2 separate regions of the Mus musculus genome follow, and region 2 is linked to region 1. Evidence: chromatin loops called from intact Hi-C (ENCODE). Cell type or tissue: heart. All regions are shown on one strand. Links, peaks and the distances in the headings refer to the core of each region. The heading gives the core; the rest is flanking DNA. Region 1 has its middle 68 kb from the start of Lhfpl2. Region 2 overlaps Arsb (arylsulfatase B).

Region 1 (8,756 bases), core at 498-8,497:
TTCAAACTAGAATGCCAGAGGGAAGAGTTGGAATGAGGTAGTGGCGTGATAGGGGTTTAGCCTTGATCCTTGGAGAAGAGTGTAGGCCCATGCTTCCCAGAAAAGCAGCAGTCTGTCGCACAGCGTGGTCTGCGTAGATAGGATGGGGAGGGGCAATATCGGTACTTTCCTGGGAAGTAAGGTTATGAGTATGTGTAATGTTTCTGTATTTTGAGCAGGTTAGCCATAAATCTTGGCAGCTGCCTGGAGGAGGAGGATGGGATGGAGAAAGAAAAAAGGATGTGCAGTTCGAGTTAAGCCAACATGGCGATCAGCCAGATGGCGTGTAAGCAGAGTGGAAGCTTTTTTTTTTTTTTTTTTTTTTTTTTTTTTTTTTTTTTTGGTTTTTGGTTTTTGGTTTTTCGAGACAGGGTTTCTCTGTATAGCCCTGGCTGTCCTGGAACTCACTTTGTAGACCAGGCTGTCCTGGAACTCAGAAATCTGCCTGCCTCTGCCTCCCGAGTGCTGGGATTAAAGGCGTGCACCACCACGCCTGGCAAGAGGAAGCTTTAAAGAAAGGAAAAATGTCCGAAGAACCAGAAAGAAGCTCCAGGAAGCTCAGAGACAGCACTAGACCACCGGGGGCTCTGGGGGGGAAAGTATATTATGTAATTAAAGGGGTAAGTGTTCCTCCTATCGCTTTATAGCTTAAGGTGAACCTGCCTCCCCAGGGTCGGTCCTTTGGGCAGGTCATTGGCTGGCCTAACTGGATTATTAACCCTTAAGGGACAACGGAGCACCTTGTCTTCCCCGGGGGCCAGATTCCATTCTAGCAGGCAGCAGTTTTTCTCTTAATGGGCCTTCCTGGCATTGTGAAAGAATACAACTTGACTTAAAAAAAAAAAAAAAAAAAAAAAAACGACGAAGACGACGACAACAACACCACCACTTAGAAACTGCACCCCACAATGACCAACTTATCAGCTTTTCCATGTCAGCTGCCAAACAGAGGTTCTTTAGTCGACCTAATAAGTATTGTCAGAAAATGTGGTAGGCAAATATGCAGTAGAGAAATGCTCTCTGCAACAGATTTTGGAGTTTATGCCCTCCAAGAGAAAGAAAACATCTACCACTGCCCCACATGAACAGAACAAAACAAACCAACCAGCCAAACAACAACAACAACAAAACAAGTATCCACAAAACATCATTAACATCTGAGGTATTTAAAAGAACTGAAAGGAACCACAGTAGGAGCCTCTTTCCCCCAAGACTGTGCAAGGTTTCTCAGGAGAGCCCAAGCCCAGGACATGGGGGTTCCTGAAGACTTAAAAACTGCTTCTTAACACATAATCACATTCAACTACGATCGCCTTTCAGGTGTTCGAGAGCTCTTGAGCGCTGATCAAAGTCATCCACAAATGTAAAATTACCACCTAGAGAGCTCAGGCTATAGTTATAGGATTTAGGGAAAGAAGAAGTCTGAATTATATTTGGAACCAATGGTTATTTCTCAGTAAGCATCTCAATGTTTTGAAAACTCTAAGTTCTGTTTCCCATAACTCTGTGGACGAGGCTGTCATGAGAAACTGTTTCTGCCTAAAGTGATGGAGATCATACAAACATCTGATTCCTCTGCTGGCTTTCTGATTATTGGACAGAGAAGTTCATATGACATTGGTGTTAAGGTGGTTGCTTGAGATTCCTGCTTCCAGCTGGGCTGTTGGGTAGGGAGCATCTCCTAGGAGATGGAGGCATTGAAAAGCTCATAGGACAGGGCCGTGAGCTCACTTGATCCATCATGGCAAGACTGCCTTTGGTCTGGGACATGCTCTTTGAATATTTTAAAACCAAACTGAGGAGAAGATCACAAAGATTAGTGTCTCTGGTTTGCGATTTTAGGAGTCAGACATCTTCTATCCCAAACTCTGACTTAGTTTTCTATAATGGTAATGAATAGATTTTTCTCTGCCAACAAAATGAGCCAATTCAAGCCGAATTGAGAGGAAGGGGGGCAGGTCTACTTTGGGGCTCTAGGATGGGTTCACTAGTCCCAAGGAAGGAGGCCAGGGAAATCACCATGAAGAGAGCCCAAAATGTTTGGATTATATAGGGAAGAGCCTCTGGGGAGGGGGAAGCCTAGCGCCTGGTCTGGAAAGTTCAGGGCAATATGCCAGCCGCATCGTGTAACAGGTCAGGACTGAGAGATGCTGGGAGAACTCGGATGTCGAGCATCTTAGGCACTTGTCTGCTTAGAAACCCAACAATAACACCTTCACAGTTCCAATAAAATAGCTGGCAGGCAATAAAACAGCCGTTCATCTATCAATAGATACAATTTCTTCTGTGTGGTTTGAAGTGTTCTTGTTAGCAGTGTAATTTACTGTTCAGAAGTCTGGACTGCACAGACTCCACGGATCAAATCCCAACCTCATCACTCACGAGTTGTGTCCTTGAACTTCATCTGTGTGCTTTGGTTTTCCACATCTAAAGAGGAAATAGCAACAACAGCAACAGCTACAATATACAATTGGTGTAATTGAGTTAAAACACAAGCCATTGAGGCTAGTGTTTGGCACACTGCAAATGCCATGAGAGAGTTCCTTCCCAAACTAGGTAGCCCTTGCCTGTTATCCCAGCACTTGAGAGGCTGAGGCAGGAGGATCAAAAATTCCAGGATAGCTTGGATTATGAAGTGAGATCACATCTCAGAAAAAAAATTAATTAGGTATCCAATTCTTTAAAGTGTTTGAAGAAAACGAGAGTAACCACTATTAAGGCTGGGAATATGACTTAGTGCAAAGGGCTGACCGGGCAGGCATGAGGGCCTGGGTTGCCTCCTGCAAAACCAAAAGCCTCATTGTTTGTGCAACTTCAATTGCTGTGGCCTGAAAGAGTAAGCACCCCCACCCCCACCCTGGCAAGGTTTCTAACTTATTATTAAAGCCAGCATTAGAAAGAGTGTGGTGGCACATGCCTTTAAGCCCAGCACTGAAGAAGCAGAGGTAGAGGGGCAGAGGGGCAGAGGGGCAGAGGGGCAGAGGGGCAGAGGGGCAGAGGCACAGAGGCAGAGGGAGAGAGGCAGAGGCAGAGAGACAGAGAGGCAGAAGCAGGTGGATCTCTGAGTTCATAGCCAGCCTGTCAGGTCTATGAGCAAGTTCTAGGCAGCAAGGGCTACATGAAGAAACCCTGTTTCAAAAATAAATGAATAATAAATAAATAAATAAATAAATAAATACCAAAAAAGCAAACAAAAGAAAGAGAAAGAAAAGAATGAATGAAACTCCACATTTCAGATTTTTTAAATGTTTTTTTTTCCGAAAAATGATAGATTCAACTATTTTGATGGAGTGGCATGTGTGTACATGTATATGTGTTTATGTGTACATGTGTGTGCATGGGGGGATGACTGTACTTATGTGGTGAGTGTGTGTGTGCCTGCCTGTGAGTGTGCGTGAGTGTGTGTGAGTGTGTGTGTGTGTGTGTCACTGCTGGGCATCCAACCCAGGCCTTCACGCACGCTAGACAAGTGCTCTACTCCTGAGCCACTTCCAATCTCCTCTTGCTTCACATGGGACTAAGGCAGAAATTGTGTCAGATTTTTTTCCAAGCCAATAAAGTAAGAAACCTAGGTGAGATTTCCAGCTAAGCCAGCTTGAGAAAATAAGGTGTTTCCTATCGCCTGTGTCACCTTCCAGCCCTGTCTAGTGTCCCTGGTCCTTTTCCTGCAGTGTCAGTTGTTGGTTGGGCCCTGGGAAATCCCCTACTAATAATAGCTCCTTTGCCCTTCCTGAATGGAGATAGCACTTGCTGGGGAAGATGAATGTCTGCTTTTGTTATTTACAAGTGTGCACGCGCACATCTGCTCACCAGTGCACACACATATGCACACCTCCTTGAGTTTTCACAGCCATTCTTTTCTCTTCCCTCCGCTCCCCCCCCCCCCCAATAACAACTTGGTGCAGCTCTTTAGAAGTCTGGTCATCTGAACAGATCACTCAGGTTAGAGGCTGAGTCCTACGGACAGGCAACCCCGTTAATGCAGAGCCCCTCTGGGGACGTTTCCTCTTCTGGTTCTGTGTGCTTTACCGCAGGCTTGTTAAGCTGTTTCTGCTGAAGGGTGGGCCTCAGAGCTTTTAGGGTCCTGTGTACCCAGAGAGCGGTACCAACCCGGTGCTCATGGAGAAGCTAAGTGTGGGGCTGAGAGAAACTGCTCACCTGCCCTGGCTCTGTGAGAAGACACCCAGTCATGCCTGGAGACAGATGTGGCCCTGCCTATAGCATGCACCGCACTCACAGCCCCAGCAGAGCCACTGTGACTCTGAAGGCACCCTTGTGCCAGCAAGAGGAAAGACAAGCCTGGTATGCGTGGGACAACCAGATAGATTTGGTTTTGATAGGAAGCTTGATTGTCCAGGATCTCCTCTAAGTTGTAGATCTAGGGAGGGCGTCATGATCTCATTGTGCCAGAGACTGATACCAATCTCAGGTCTCCAAAGGCCAGGAAAGTTCTAGTCCTGGGCAGCTTCCCAGCTCTGGCCCTTGTCACATGGTCCCCCTGTAGAGCCAGCCCTGGAATCTGTGCTGTTCAGCAGCCAGGAGCGACTCCAATCGAAGGACCTCCTGCCCCAGCCGGAAGTGATGTGCAGGAGTGAGCCTGAATTCCTCACTTCATGGGTGTGTAATCAAAGAGCCCTGGAGGGCCCAGAACAGACATGCAGGTACTCTGACACAGGACAGGGCCCAGGGGTGGGGAGTTTCTAGTTCACAAAGAACCAGATGGGGCCTGCTCATGTGACCAGAAGGAGTAAGCCTAAGTAAGAAAAGAATGCATTTCTCATCACAAGGAAAGGAGGAAGCCCTGGGGTTCAAACCAGCGCAGAAACGGAAACCACCACCCCCACCAGCAGCAGCAGCACCTACCACACCTACCACTACCATCTGTCCCAGGAAGAGGCCAATCCCTCCCTCCCTCCCTCCCTGAGTATTCACTGTCAGACTAGGTTCCCCCTCCTCTTTATACACCTCTCGGCATTATGGGGCTCCACGCCAGCCACCCATTTTCCATACAGCCAGTTCTTAGGTGACAGGTCTTGCTGCAGCCCAAAAGCTCATACCCTGGCCCTGTCAATGCTTGACTTTTGTGACTTCCTACCCCAATTCCACCTCAGAATGCCTTTCTGACCCCTGTAAGGCTTTACATACCCTTCACTCATCCCATAGGTGTAAGGCAGCCATTGTCACCCTTGCTTTACAAAGGAGGAAACCGAGGCACAGGCAGGAGACAGGCTAGTGATTGGCAGCCTCCAAGGTCAACACTGAGTCCACACTAGTACAACTGTCAGGAGGTGGAGCCAGCCAGGGCAGGAACTCTGCACAGTCTTCCTTTGAAGCAGGTTTCCCCCTCTCAGCAGGGCAGCAAGTATTGCGGATCTTACAGAAATGTTTACTGATCTGAGACTCCAGGCCCTTCCTCTCTGACAGTGGGAAGGAAGATGAGGAAGGAGCTTATGGAAGCAGGAGGCCCAGCAGGCTGCTCTCCCTGGACTGATCCTATAGAGCGCTCTGTGCTGCTCTAGAGTTAGCTTGGAAAAGGTATCTCAGTTGGGAACATGTTTACCCTGAAAGCAGGATGACCTGAGTTCAATTCCCAGAACTCCCTAAGAATTCGAGGCACAGCTGGGCCATGGTGGTGCACGCCTTTAATCCCAGCACTCGGGAGGCAGAGGCAGGCGAATTTCTGAGTTCGAGGCCAGCCTGGTCTACAGAGTGAGTTTCAGGACAGTCAGGGCTACACAGAGAAACCCTGTCTCGATTAAACCAAAAAAAAAAAAAAAAAAAAAAAAATTCGAGGCACGCGGTGCATGTGTGTAATTCCAGCTCAGGGAGGCAGAGACAGGAGGATCCCAGGGCCTAACCTAACCTAATTGGTGAGCCCCAGGTGATTGAGAAACTGCAAATTAACACTGTGCATGATGACAGAACAATCGTAGACTCACCTTTCACAGCTACTGAAGTATCAGGTATTGGAAGCCACTCCTGAGAGGTGCTTGCGATGCTTTGAACCTGACATGCCCCTTGCAAGCATGCATTTGAATGCTTGGTTCCTGGCTCTTGGCACTGTTTGGGAAGGCTCGAGGGAACTTTAACACACTTGGGGTGTGCCTTTGAAGGTCTTACTTGCACCCCACTTTCTGTCTTTCTCTGTTCCTGTCTACCATGAAGTGGAATTCCCCCCAACACCTCCACTCTCCCTCTCTCCTGCTGCCAAGATGGTCTGTCTAAGCCGGGCGTGGTGGCGCACGCCTTTAATCCCAGCACTCCGGAGGCAGAGGCGGGCAGATTTCTCAGTTCGAGGCCAGCCTGGTCTACAAAGTGAGTTCCAGGACAGCCAGGGCTATACAGAGAAACCCTGTCTCAGAAAAAAAAAAAAAAAAAGATGGCCTGTCTAAGCAAATGGACCCAGAGACCATGAGCTGAACCCTCCAAAACTGTGAGCCAAAATGAATCCTTCCTCCTTTAAGGTGCATGTCTCAGGTATTTGGTCACTGTGGTACAATAGTCACTAATACAGAGCTTGACACAAGGGGTTGAGCTCACACGTATGCAAGCTTATATCAGCCCATATGTATGATTTCCATGTTCTTTGTTCTTGTCAATATGCCCTGTTTTGTTTTGTTTTGTTTTTGTTTTTTAGTTCTAACTGGCAGTGTGCTGAAGCAAAGAGAATACCTGGCTCCTTACATAAGCCTTCCTTTCATTAGGTCACTCTCATCCTCACATCTCTGTCTCACAGTTTGCCTCTCTTGTCACATGAATTCCACACTATATATAACCACAGAACCACAGGCCATTGGCTTGTGGGTCAGTAGCTGGACCGGGCAGCTGAGTCAGCTGGCTGCAAGCTGGATGACTGGGCTCAGCAGCCCGCATCTTGCCTGGGCATGTTTCTTAGAAGGGTAGAGAGAGTGAGTGAAATCATACCAGCCACCATCTGATCCAACCCGGTGCTATGGTAACATTTCACTAACAGAAGTGCAGAGTCACATGGCCAAGGCCAGATTCAAGGATTAGGAAGGTGGACCTCTTCTTCATGAAGGAAACTCGGTTGCATGGCCAAGACCATTGGATGCAGGATCGATGTAATGCCACCCTCATCTGGCTCCAGCCAGTGCTGGCTGCACCCATGAGCAGATAAACCCCCCTGAAAGCAACTCCAACATAGTGACAGCCTACCACCCACAAAGCTAGATCTTCACCCCCATAAAAGGTCACCAGAAAGATCTCTGTTGAGTGTTTACAACAAAGCGTATGGCCCCTAACTTGGTTTTTGTTTGTTTAGTTTTGTGGGGCCAGTGTTAGGAGATCATTGTCCCCCATGTCTTCATGTCTTTCCAGGCATTAGCTGTCATGTGTTCCTAAATATAATTTCAAGTGTTTGTACCATTCCTGTTGACACTGGGGAGCCTTTTCCATAACAGTGTCTTCTGCCAAGAGCAGCTATCATCAGACTTCTAAAGATGTCAGTGTCTCCCTTGTACAGAGAACGTCCCTCTGCCTGCCAAGGGATGTAGCACTCCAGTGGCACCTATTGTCCTGGATAAGAAACTCGCTCGATCATCCCTGCAATCTGAGCCTGCTGACCATGTTGTCTCTATTAAGCCAATGCAATTCTAGTGCTTCTGCCTTGCTCGAGTACATTATTTCTTAATGTAATCTCAACTTGCATCCCAATTATATAACAATTTTGAAAAAAAATAAACCCATATGATAGAGACTAGACTAGTGGCTGGCAGTGGGCAGGAATGCTCTGTGTGTTGGGGGGGAGGGTAGAAGGGAGGGTGAGAGTGAGACAGAAGACAGGAGTCATGCAGAGGTGACTGAGTCTCCACCCGACTGTGGCAGGAATTACACAGATCTGTTGTGGGGCTAAACTAGCACAGAATGAAACTTAGGTCCATATTAATTGTCCTATGTATATAGTCCATAGTATAGACAAATAGTTCATCGATGTTGATAGCAGCTGTATTGATAGTTACCAAAACTTGGGAATGACCAACGTCACATTCAGCTGGGGAACATTTCCTATGTCACAATAAGAAATGAGGTTTTCAAACATAAAACAACATGAGGGGGGGAAGCTTAAACATATTATTAAGTAAAACTGGTGTATCGGAAAAGCTACACACCTTGAGGTTCTGTTACAGATTAGCTTCTATCCAAAATACGTGACAGCAGAAGTGCTTTGGGCATTGGATGCTTTAAATGCTGGAATATCTGTATATTTTCCATAAGATACCTTGGGAAGGGACCCCAGTCTAGAGGCTAATTCAGCTTTGTTTTATTTACCCCTACGCAGAGCCTGAAGGTGATAACACAAACATACTTCTGCTTCTGTGTTTAAACTGCCAGAGTCACGTGAGGTCAGGGGTGTATTTTCTCCTTGTATAAGTGATGTATTTAAAAGGTCTGAATCTTGGAGCACTTAGACTTTTCAGATTAAATGCTCAGCCTGAATTTGGCGTTAGGCTCAGAGAGTTTAGGTATTCACTCAAAATCTCCAGCTGATGAGTGAAAGAGCTGGGCACACACCATCCTAGAGGATTACAGTTTTTGTTCTTTCCCTTTAAAACTACTATAATATCTTGTGTCATCTTTCAAAAGGAAGAGAGGAAATCTAATTTGTCTATTTACTTTCTTATCCAGTTTTTAAAAAAAAAACATTCAATCTTGCTCTATATAGAAAATAAACATTTAATAATTTGGTTGGATATGAT
Region 2 (8,756 bases), core at 425-8,424, 130 kb before region 1:
CAATGCTTACCTAAACGGAATATTCTAGCTTTCTCTGATTTAGCAATCTCCGAGACTCACTGGCCTCTGCATTTTCCCTACCACATATGTAGTAATACATCTATTATTTTGAACCACAAGTCTCTTTTCCTGTCTGTTCATAGGATTTTCAGTTACTTGCTGCTGTCCTGAGCTTGCCAAACCTTCGAGTGCTTCTGCAGTAATTAGCTTATTGTTTCTCAGTTTGGTATTACTGAAAGACTAAGCTGCAGACTCGTGGAGAATTACCTGACCGTCAAGAATGGTTTTTAGGTTTGGGAGAGGAGTTAAATGATTGGTCAGTAAACACTAACACTCCCGAGGGGCCCCCAGATGTAGTTTGCCTGCAAGTTTGTAAAAAGGATAAAAAAAATTTTTTTTAAATAAAGAATTTAAAGTTGAGCATTTTCTGTAAGAGCAAACTATAAGAAAGACAGAAGATTTTACAGGTTTTATTTTTGTTTTTGTTTTTTCTAGAATACATACTTGGTCCTTCTGCTTAGTATAATAGCCACTCGGTCCTTCTGAACTGCTTCTCAGAGGACCTGGAGAACAAAGATTAAGCGTAGCATTGTTATTAAGCGTAGCATCGTTATGCTTTCGGAGAGCAGGCCGCATGCCTCCCTTTGTGCTGATCTTACAGCTTCATCTGAGGAGCTCCCAAACCTGTGCACACCCAAGCTTTAAATTACGAAAAAGTTATCTGCGCCCAGAGTGTTGTAAATTAGAACACTTTTCCGGTTCCCAGTCCCCTCATGACTTTCAGAGAGCAAGTGTTTTCAGTCTTTCAACAGACTTTTGTATCTTTTTGCCCTTAGTACATTTCAAAGAAGAGATAAGAATCTCAGCGGTCTCTCAGTATTCCAAGCAATAGACATCCCTGCCGTCAGAATGAGGAAGTTGCTCTATTTCCGCACTTACAATCCTTCTTGTGAATCCCACAGCCCTGGTTTGGCCTTTCCTCAAATCCATCTTTCTTTATCTCAGCTCTCTGGTGGCCGAGTCAGTTATTTGGTGAATGGCTGCCAAATCACTCACCTTCCCAGCATCCTCTTGGAGCCGCTCAGCAGGATCCTCCCTCGCTGGTTGCTGTCAGGATGGAGGCTGAGGCGGGTGTCCAGGGAGGCCAGCGTCTCTGGCACTTATCTTCCTTGAGTAAAGAAACCACCACAAACCCCTAGAGAGCCTCAGATGAACATCTGGATAAATATTCAGTTTCTGATGCTTCATTTGAATCTCGGGCCGTCCTTACTAAATCACACTGAACTTCATTTAAACCCATGCAAATAGAAAAAGTTCCTGAGTTTTCCCCAATAACAACAAAACCCACCATAATTCAGTCCACTCTTCCGCTTTCAAAAACTTGCTCTCAGTGTAGCATGTGATCTAGCAGGGCTCTAAGCATGGTGCCTGGGAATATAGCTCCAACATCCGGGTTTACCCGGGCCTTAATGCCTGGGTAGTGCTTCCGTGTCAGACATCATGTTAAGGTGGGTTTTGTTATCTTTGCTTTCCAGGCTCAGGGATAAAATATCCTGCCCAGATTCACAGCCCTTGCCTTGAAAGTGTTTCAGTGAAATTAACGAAGTGGAAGTGAAAACAGGTGATCACAGTCACAAAATGGCTAGGTAGATCTTGTTCACACCTAGCCATCATTCTGCTCCTGATTTCTTATGAATCTAAGTCAGAGGAGGGCTGAGGACAGGGTTCAGTGACAGAGCACTTGCCTCACATGTAGGAGACAATCAGTTACACACACACACACACACACACACACACACACACACACACACACACACACCACATACAAAAAAAGGAAAAGGAAGAAAGATAGATAATTAGTCTTTGACTAAAAAGGTCTTGATATTATGTCAAGAACCCATATAATTGAAAAAGGCCCTTGTTCTGCCTGCTCCTTGTGTCTGAGCTGTCTGCTTTGTAATGGCCATGTGACTGCCCTTCTGGTTTCAGGTTTTGTTTTGTTTTGTTTTGTTTTTTAAGATTTATTTGGGGGCTGTCAGAGCCATGAAGCTGGGGTTACAGGCAGTTGTGAGCTGCCTTACAAGGATCCCGAAAACCAAACCTGGGTCCCCTGCAGAAGTAGCGAGTACTGTTGATCACCCAGCCATCTCTCCAACAGTCTGATTTCATCTCTTTTGACAGGTCAGGTTACTGCTTACAAAGGAAGAAGGGATCTTGTCTCTTTGTCTTACTTATACCATGAGAGGAGGAATTTGTATGTCTCATACACAGGCTGCCATGTTCTAATCTAGGGGGGCTCTGCCACATGGCAGAACTGAAAATGGGTTTGCTAAGCTGCAATCTGGAGAGCCTCTTCCAGACCAGGGTTTTCCAAAGTGCTCTTCTGCAGCCCCCGTGACGCTCGGCATGACTGAGCAGGTACCCAGGGGACAAGCTATTCTTGTATTTGCAGGTTTGATACTTGCTCAAACCCTCACTGGGGCCCGATACCTCACTTGATAGTCATCTGTCTATTAGAGTAGCATCCTCTTTCTGTAAGGTCAAGGTCAGGCAATGGCTGGGCAGGGCCTTAGAGAGCCGTGTAGTGTCCAGCGTCAATTCTCAGAGTCTTCACTCGCTATTTGGAGTTGGTGGCCTTTTCTTCATGTATTTGTTCTTTTTCTGTGAGCAGGTCCTCTGTGAGGTCTTGCAAACACAAACAATAAACTTCCTTCTTAGCCCTGAGGAAAGAGGCATAAGGAGGAAAAAGCCACAAAGAGCCAATAAAGAAGATGGAGAAAAGGGTGTGGCCTGGAGAGGTTTGGGGTACTAAGTGCCAGGTTCACAAGAGGTCTGACGTTTAGGCCTTAAGGTTTGAGTCCAGCGGACATGAAGGAGGATGTGCTTATGTGAGGAAACCGGTTTATGCGAGTTAGCCTGAAAGGTCATGGTGTATTCTAACAGTGGGAGAGCTTAGTTGTGCGTGACCGAAGCGTAAGCACTCATAGGCTTGGGTGCCCACAGAGCAGGCTGAGGCCATGCGTGTAAAGGATTCTTTCTGTCAGCAGGGTTGAAGTCTCAGCTTTCCTGTGATGGGCAGTCAACTGGGCCTTTAAACATACATGAGTTTGGATCTTTAAAAAACCACCCCTGGTGGCAACTGGATGAAACCTGCTTAGCCCAGGAGCCCAGGAGGGGGACAAGCTTACCCCAGGCAGGTGGCAAGTCCACGTCCAGCCCAGGCAGAGGTGCTTGAACGTGGCCAGACAAATGTGCATTTGAGCATCCGGCTTGATGGCTACGTTCTCAGACTATCTTAGTGCAAGGATATTGAATTTCCCTAGACCTTTAGATAACACTAAGACACAGATTAATTCTCTATTTTGCATTTAGTAATGTAGAAAATGAATCCAAAAGAGTCGGCTATCAACCAGCAGGTACAGCTCTGGGACAAAGAGCCTCCCCACCCCACCTCCCTTTGCAGAACGGTGTTTCTCTACATTTACCCACCACACCCCCAAGGTTGCCCCTTGTAGAGAAGCCTGGTGAGAGGGTGAAGAAGGACACTTTGCTTTTTGGATCAGCGGGAGGAGGAGGTCTTGGGGAAGCCTGGGCTACACAGCAAAGCCACTGGACTGTCTGGGGGAGGGAGGTCCTGAGAATCAATGTTGTCATGGCTCCATTTTAATTTTTATCAGCTGGATACAGATGAGGTGTCAGTTTCATAGACTTGATGTTTTTGCTCAGATTTTTGGCTAACTGATGCTTTTCCATGGTTTCTGACAGTTATTTTTATTTGATAATGAATAATAAAGTGAGATTTGCAGTCTACATCTGACAGCATTTGTTTTATTTTGACAGTTCTTTTCTAGACAGCAAAGGTTTTATAATTAGGTTTTGTGTCTGCCAAAATGTTGCTGAAAGGAAAAAAAAAAAAAAGAACATTTCTCTGGAAAAAAAAGTTTCATAGTTTCCAGCCTGCAAAGCTGGAACCATCTTATTTTGATTTGGAAGCTTTTGCAAAAGTCAGTCAGGAAATTAAACCAAATTTTCTTTTGAAAATGAATTCTTATCAGGAGAAAATTAACCCTGGCTATGTAGAGATTTAGGAGGGAGAATTAGAAGGGGTATGCTTGAAGTATGGTATTTCAATAGTCCTTGTAAAAATCTTCATCTGGATGGATATAGGAAACTCCCTTTTCTACTGTTTTATGAGAGCACATGCATTCTTGCAGTGTAGAGGTGCCACCCCCAGGGGGCGCTGAAGCCTACACCACTCCACCACCCCCACCCCCACCACCCCACCCCCCCCCCCCCAGCACATATGGAAGAATCAGGTGGAAATCATAGGTGTGGCAATTGACAATACTTTCTGCTTAAAGCACTCTTGAAAAGCTGACAGAGGAAGCCATGTTGCTGACCGGAGCTAGGGAGGCTTATCATTGCTAATGGCAGAAACAGCGTGGCGCGATAATCACAGAAACAGTCCTACTACTCACTGCCTTGGCCCCTGGCCGACTGGTGCGAGTTCCTGCAGTAGCGGCAGTGGCCGGATTCGATTTACAATGTTTTCCTCTCTGACTCACTCCTTCAGACTACTTACGATCAGATAGATCAGATCCCAGACACAGCCGCCCTTGTCCCCACCACCTCTGATCTCCACCGCTACCACCATCCAGTACTTTCCATTGAGCACAAGTATGTGGGACCGATAACCACATAGTAACTAGTATTTCAAAGAACGGTGTCTGCTTAAAAAAGAGACAACAGCCTCGTCTGTGGTACTGTGGCACTTCTGTTTACAGCGTGTAGACAGCTGAGCAAAACAGGATCTGTGCTGCCCCAGCCATTCGTGGCACCAGGTTATAAGTATTCCCTTCTTGATCATTTTTTAAAAATAGTTTATTTCTTGAGCTTATAGTATAAGTACATCATTTCTCCCCTCCCTTTCCTCACTCCAAACTCTTCCTTATACCCCTCCTCGCTCTCGCAAATTCATGGCCTCCTTTTTCATTATGTTTTATGCATATATGTATATACATATATACTCTTAAATATATAAATACACTTCCAGTCTGTATAGTGTTGTTTGTATGTATGTTTTGGGGGATGATCACTTAGGGTTTGATAGCCAGCTGGGGTCCTCTTCACTGAAGAAGTCTATTTCTCCCACTCTCAGTACTCCTCGGCTTCGAGTGTATTGTTGAGCACATGTGGGGCTCCTTCTTTGAAGTGTTGATGTATTGGCTATAGAGTCTGACACTCTGAGTATTGAAGGTGATTTGGAATGTGTGTTTTATAAACTTGCATGAGTGATTGAACCTTGAGTTTGGGGTTGGGAGAAAATGCAATACGGGATGCATAGAGGTGGGTAAGGGGTTCAGTGCCCTGACAGCTTTTATAGAGGCCTGGGGCTTGGTTTCAGGAATTCACATAGCACCTGACTACTGCTTATAACTCCAGCTCCCAGAGACCCAGTGCTACCTTCTGACCTCTGCAGGCACCTGCACACATGTGCACATGAACTCACAGAAGAACACACACATAAATATTGAAAGAAATCAATGGAGTTTAAAGAAAAAGTCATATACACCTTTGATATCAAATTATGAGATCCATTGTCACCAGGCACATGCAGAAGAGATCTTACCTTCATCTAGCCTAACCTAAGACCCCTCTACACTCTTCTCTGTGAAGCAAAGAAAGGAGCATGTGTCAGAGACTGCATGAGAAGCCTCTGTGATAATGGATCCTAAACATCTTTTATAATAGCAATAAAAGAGGCCCCTGGAAGTGACTCTCCTCCCTCTGTCTCATGGGAGGAGTGCATTAGCTCTGCTAGGCTGATGATGTTGCTTATACCTTGCTTAGGGAAATGAAGCTCTTTTAAAAGCCCACACTACACTAGGAATGTCAGGCCCTGGCACTATAAGGCAGAGACTGGAGCTCAGAAGTCCTCACTAGATGCCTAGCTTTTCCATTCTCAGCTACTTCCTCCTCCTTCTCCTCCTCCTCCTCTATCCTCTTCTTCCTCCTCTTCTTCTTCCTCCTCTTCTTCCTCTTCCTCCTCCTCTTCTTCCTCTTCCTCCTCCTCTTCTTCATCCTCTTCTTCCTCTTCCTCCTCCTCCTCTTCTTATTCCTCCTCTTCCTTCTCCTCTTCTTCCTCCCCCTCTTCCTCCTCTTCTTCCTCCTCCTCTTCTTCCTCTTCCTCCTCCTCTTCTTATTCTTCCTCTTCCTCCTCCTCTTCTTCCTCCTCCTCTTCCTCCTTCTCCTCCTCTTTCTCCTCTTCCTCCTCTTCTCCATTTCACAAGATCATTATAATCTAGACTTTTGGAAATAGCTGTGGATATGATAATAGTCACAACTATTTATTGAACACTCAGGAATTAGGAGCCTTGGCAAAAATAATCCTAAATGGTATAATGCTGTGGGAAATAAAATAAAAAATAAAGAACTCAGCAAGCTCCTGCTCTTGTTCCGGGCACCTCTCTACCTTGATGGTCTGGCTGGCCATGCACTGGTGGGCAATGGCTGACCTGTTTTTACCTCTGACTCAGAGCTCCAAAATCTTTCCATCCAGCTCTCTAGGTTCCCATAGATGGGTGGTTACCACACCAGCCCCATGCTTCAAAGCCCTGTGACCTTTGTTGCACCTCAGGCAAACCCACACTTTGCCACTGTCCCTTTCTCTCTTGAACCCAGATGAGCCTCTGCATGAAGGAAAATGGAACACAATCGCTGGGTGCAACAACTAAAATCCTAACTTGTAAGCCTTATTAAATTTAAATCAGGTGGCAAATCCCAATGGATCCACCTTTGAAACTGGGAGACACTCATAATTACATCTTGTCCTCATGCTATCCCTGTCCAAAGAGGACCTAACTCTCTCCTGCTTCCTCTTTTCCTCTGTCCAACCTAGAAGTCCCTCCTATTTGCCCAGTGACTGGCTCCTGTATTTATTAGATGATTGGTTCATAAGAACAGCACCAGTCATATCCACAAAAGTATAATTTTATTCTAACCTTAAAACAGGAGGAAGAAATTATAGTCTTCACAAGGAAGATGGAGAAACTGAGGTAGCATGCTGTCCCTGGTCACCCAGTAGTGAGTAGCTGCCCTTAGCTGTCAGTTATGTCTCTGTCTAATCTTAGGCTTTGGAATCTTGTGAAATCCAAGTGGTACCTGATGTTGAGTTAGTACTTAAACGTTTTGAGTTATTGTTTTCCATAGACACCCTGTGCTGTATTATAGAGTCCTCTGTATTCAATGCTTAGGGCTCTGTTTCAGTCCACTATGTCCACCATGGTCTGAAAAATAGTAAGTGGAAACTTACAAAATAAATAGCTTCCAAATTTTTGTTTTTGTTTTTGTTTTTTTTCAAGACAGGGTTTCTCTGTATAGCCCTGGCTGTCCTGGAACTCACTTTGTAGACCAGGCTGGCCTCGAACTCAGAAATCCGCCTGCCTCTGCCTCCCAAGTGCTGGGATTAAAGGCGTGTGCCACCACGCCCGGCAGCTTCCAAGTTTTAAACTGCACTTCCTTCTGCATGGAAACTTGTAGTGCAATGCAGTCTTCTGTCCCACTGGTATGTGGAATGTTCCTTCATGCACATATAGTGTGGTAACCAGGTACACAAGAGCAACCACAGGCACAAAGCTTTGAGATTGGGTCTTTCTGTATCATCTAGGCTGCTCTCAAATGCCTGGACTGAGAAACATCTTCCTTCCTCAGCTAGGACAACAGCCTTTGCCACTGAACACTTTTAAAATAACTTTTACAACAGTATACTATAATTGTTCTATTTCATTGTTATTGTTGTTGATAGTGACTGTGCCTAACTTAGAAACCATACTTTATGCGGCAGGAGAAATGGGTCAGCAGTTAAGAACACTGGCTGCTCTTCCAGAGAAACTGGGTTCAGTTCCCAGTCCCCACATGGTGGCTCACAGGCATGCACATGTTGCACAGACATACATGCAGATGAAACACCCATACATATAAAAATAAAAAATAAAAATTAAAGGAAAATAAATTGGACTTTATTATAGGTGTATGTATAGGAAAAAAACAGAGTGTGGTTCCCCGGGTTTCAGGTATCCACAGGATGTCTTAGCATCCCCAAGGACAAGAGAGTTCTGTGTGGAATGTTCTATGGAGCAAGTTAGTCCTACTACCCTCTTATGATTCACTTGAACAATGGTGGTTTTGAAAAGTAATGCTTAAGTATAATATGCATGCACATAAAATTTTTGCATATATTTGCATATCTAAGTATTTGTATGAAGTTACCTTAGCACCTGGGTACTTTGGAAAGAAATATGATTCTACAAATTTGGAACACAAGAAATACCACTGCTTCTTCTCTATAGTCCAAACTCAGTGCTTAGTCCTGAGCCCTCACCTGGCTCATAAGAGAAGTGAAGCCCTTCCCTGCCTTCCCTGGTGTGCTGTGAATAAAGTTTCATCTCGCCAACCTGCAGAGAAGGAAGGGACTGGGCCCACTTCTCCTCCCAGCTGCCCTGTTTGTAGGCTTTGAAGAAGCCGTTGCCTTTCCCAATTAAGAAAGGGCTCTGGTTACTAGAGAATGGGTTGATAATTCAGACACCAGTTTCAGTGCTAGAAGTTTTCTTCCAGGGCTCTGTCTCTGTCTCTGTCTCTGTCTCTGTCTCTGTCTCTGTCTCTGTCTCTCTCTCTCTCTCTCTCTGTGTGTGTGTGTGTGTGTGTGTGTGTGTGTGTGTGTGTGTGTGTGTGTGTAGCTCTGGCTATCCTGGAACTCA

The links. A loop is a pair of places that touch in the nucleus more often than their neighbours do. Peaks named below come from ENCODE experiments on the same cell type or tissue, not always from the same donor. Only the 100,000 strongest peaks of a DNase experiment are listed, where the experiment ranks them.
Region 2: it touches region 1 in a loop (2.1-fold over the local background); 2 of 42 quality-filtered maps call a loop at or near these places.

The regions. Positions count from the first base shown.
Region 1 is chr13:93,985,668-93,994,423 of GRCm38, forward strand. No RefSeq gene overlaps it. Among named protein-coding and RNA genes, the nearest start is that of Lhfpl2, 68 kb to the right of the region's middle. In heart, for the core only: a CTCF peak has its summit at 7,535; DNase peaks (open chromatin) are centred at 3,724, 4,584, 6,994 and 7,504; H3K27ac peaks cover 3,027 bases.
Region 2 is chr13:93,851,572-93,860,327 of GRCm38, forward strand. All of the region lies in intron 4 of Arsb (arylsulfatase B), which reads left to right. Among named protein-coding and RNA genes, the nearest start is that of Mir5624, 65 kb to the left of the region's middle. In heart, for the core only: CTCF peaks have their summits at 4,181 and 4,380; DNase peaks (open chromatin) are centred at 1,060 and 4,460; H3K4me3 peaks cover 532 bases; H3K27ac peaks cover 895 bases.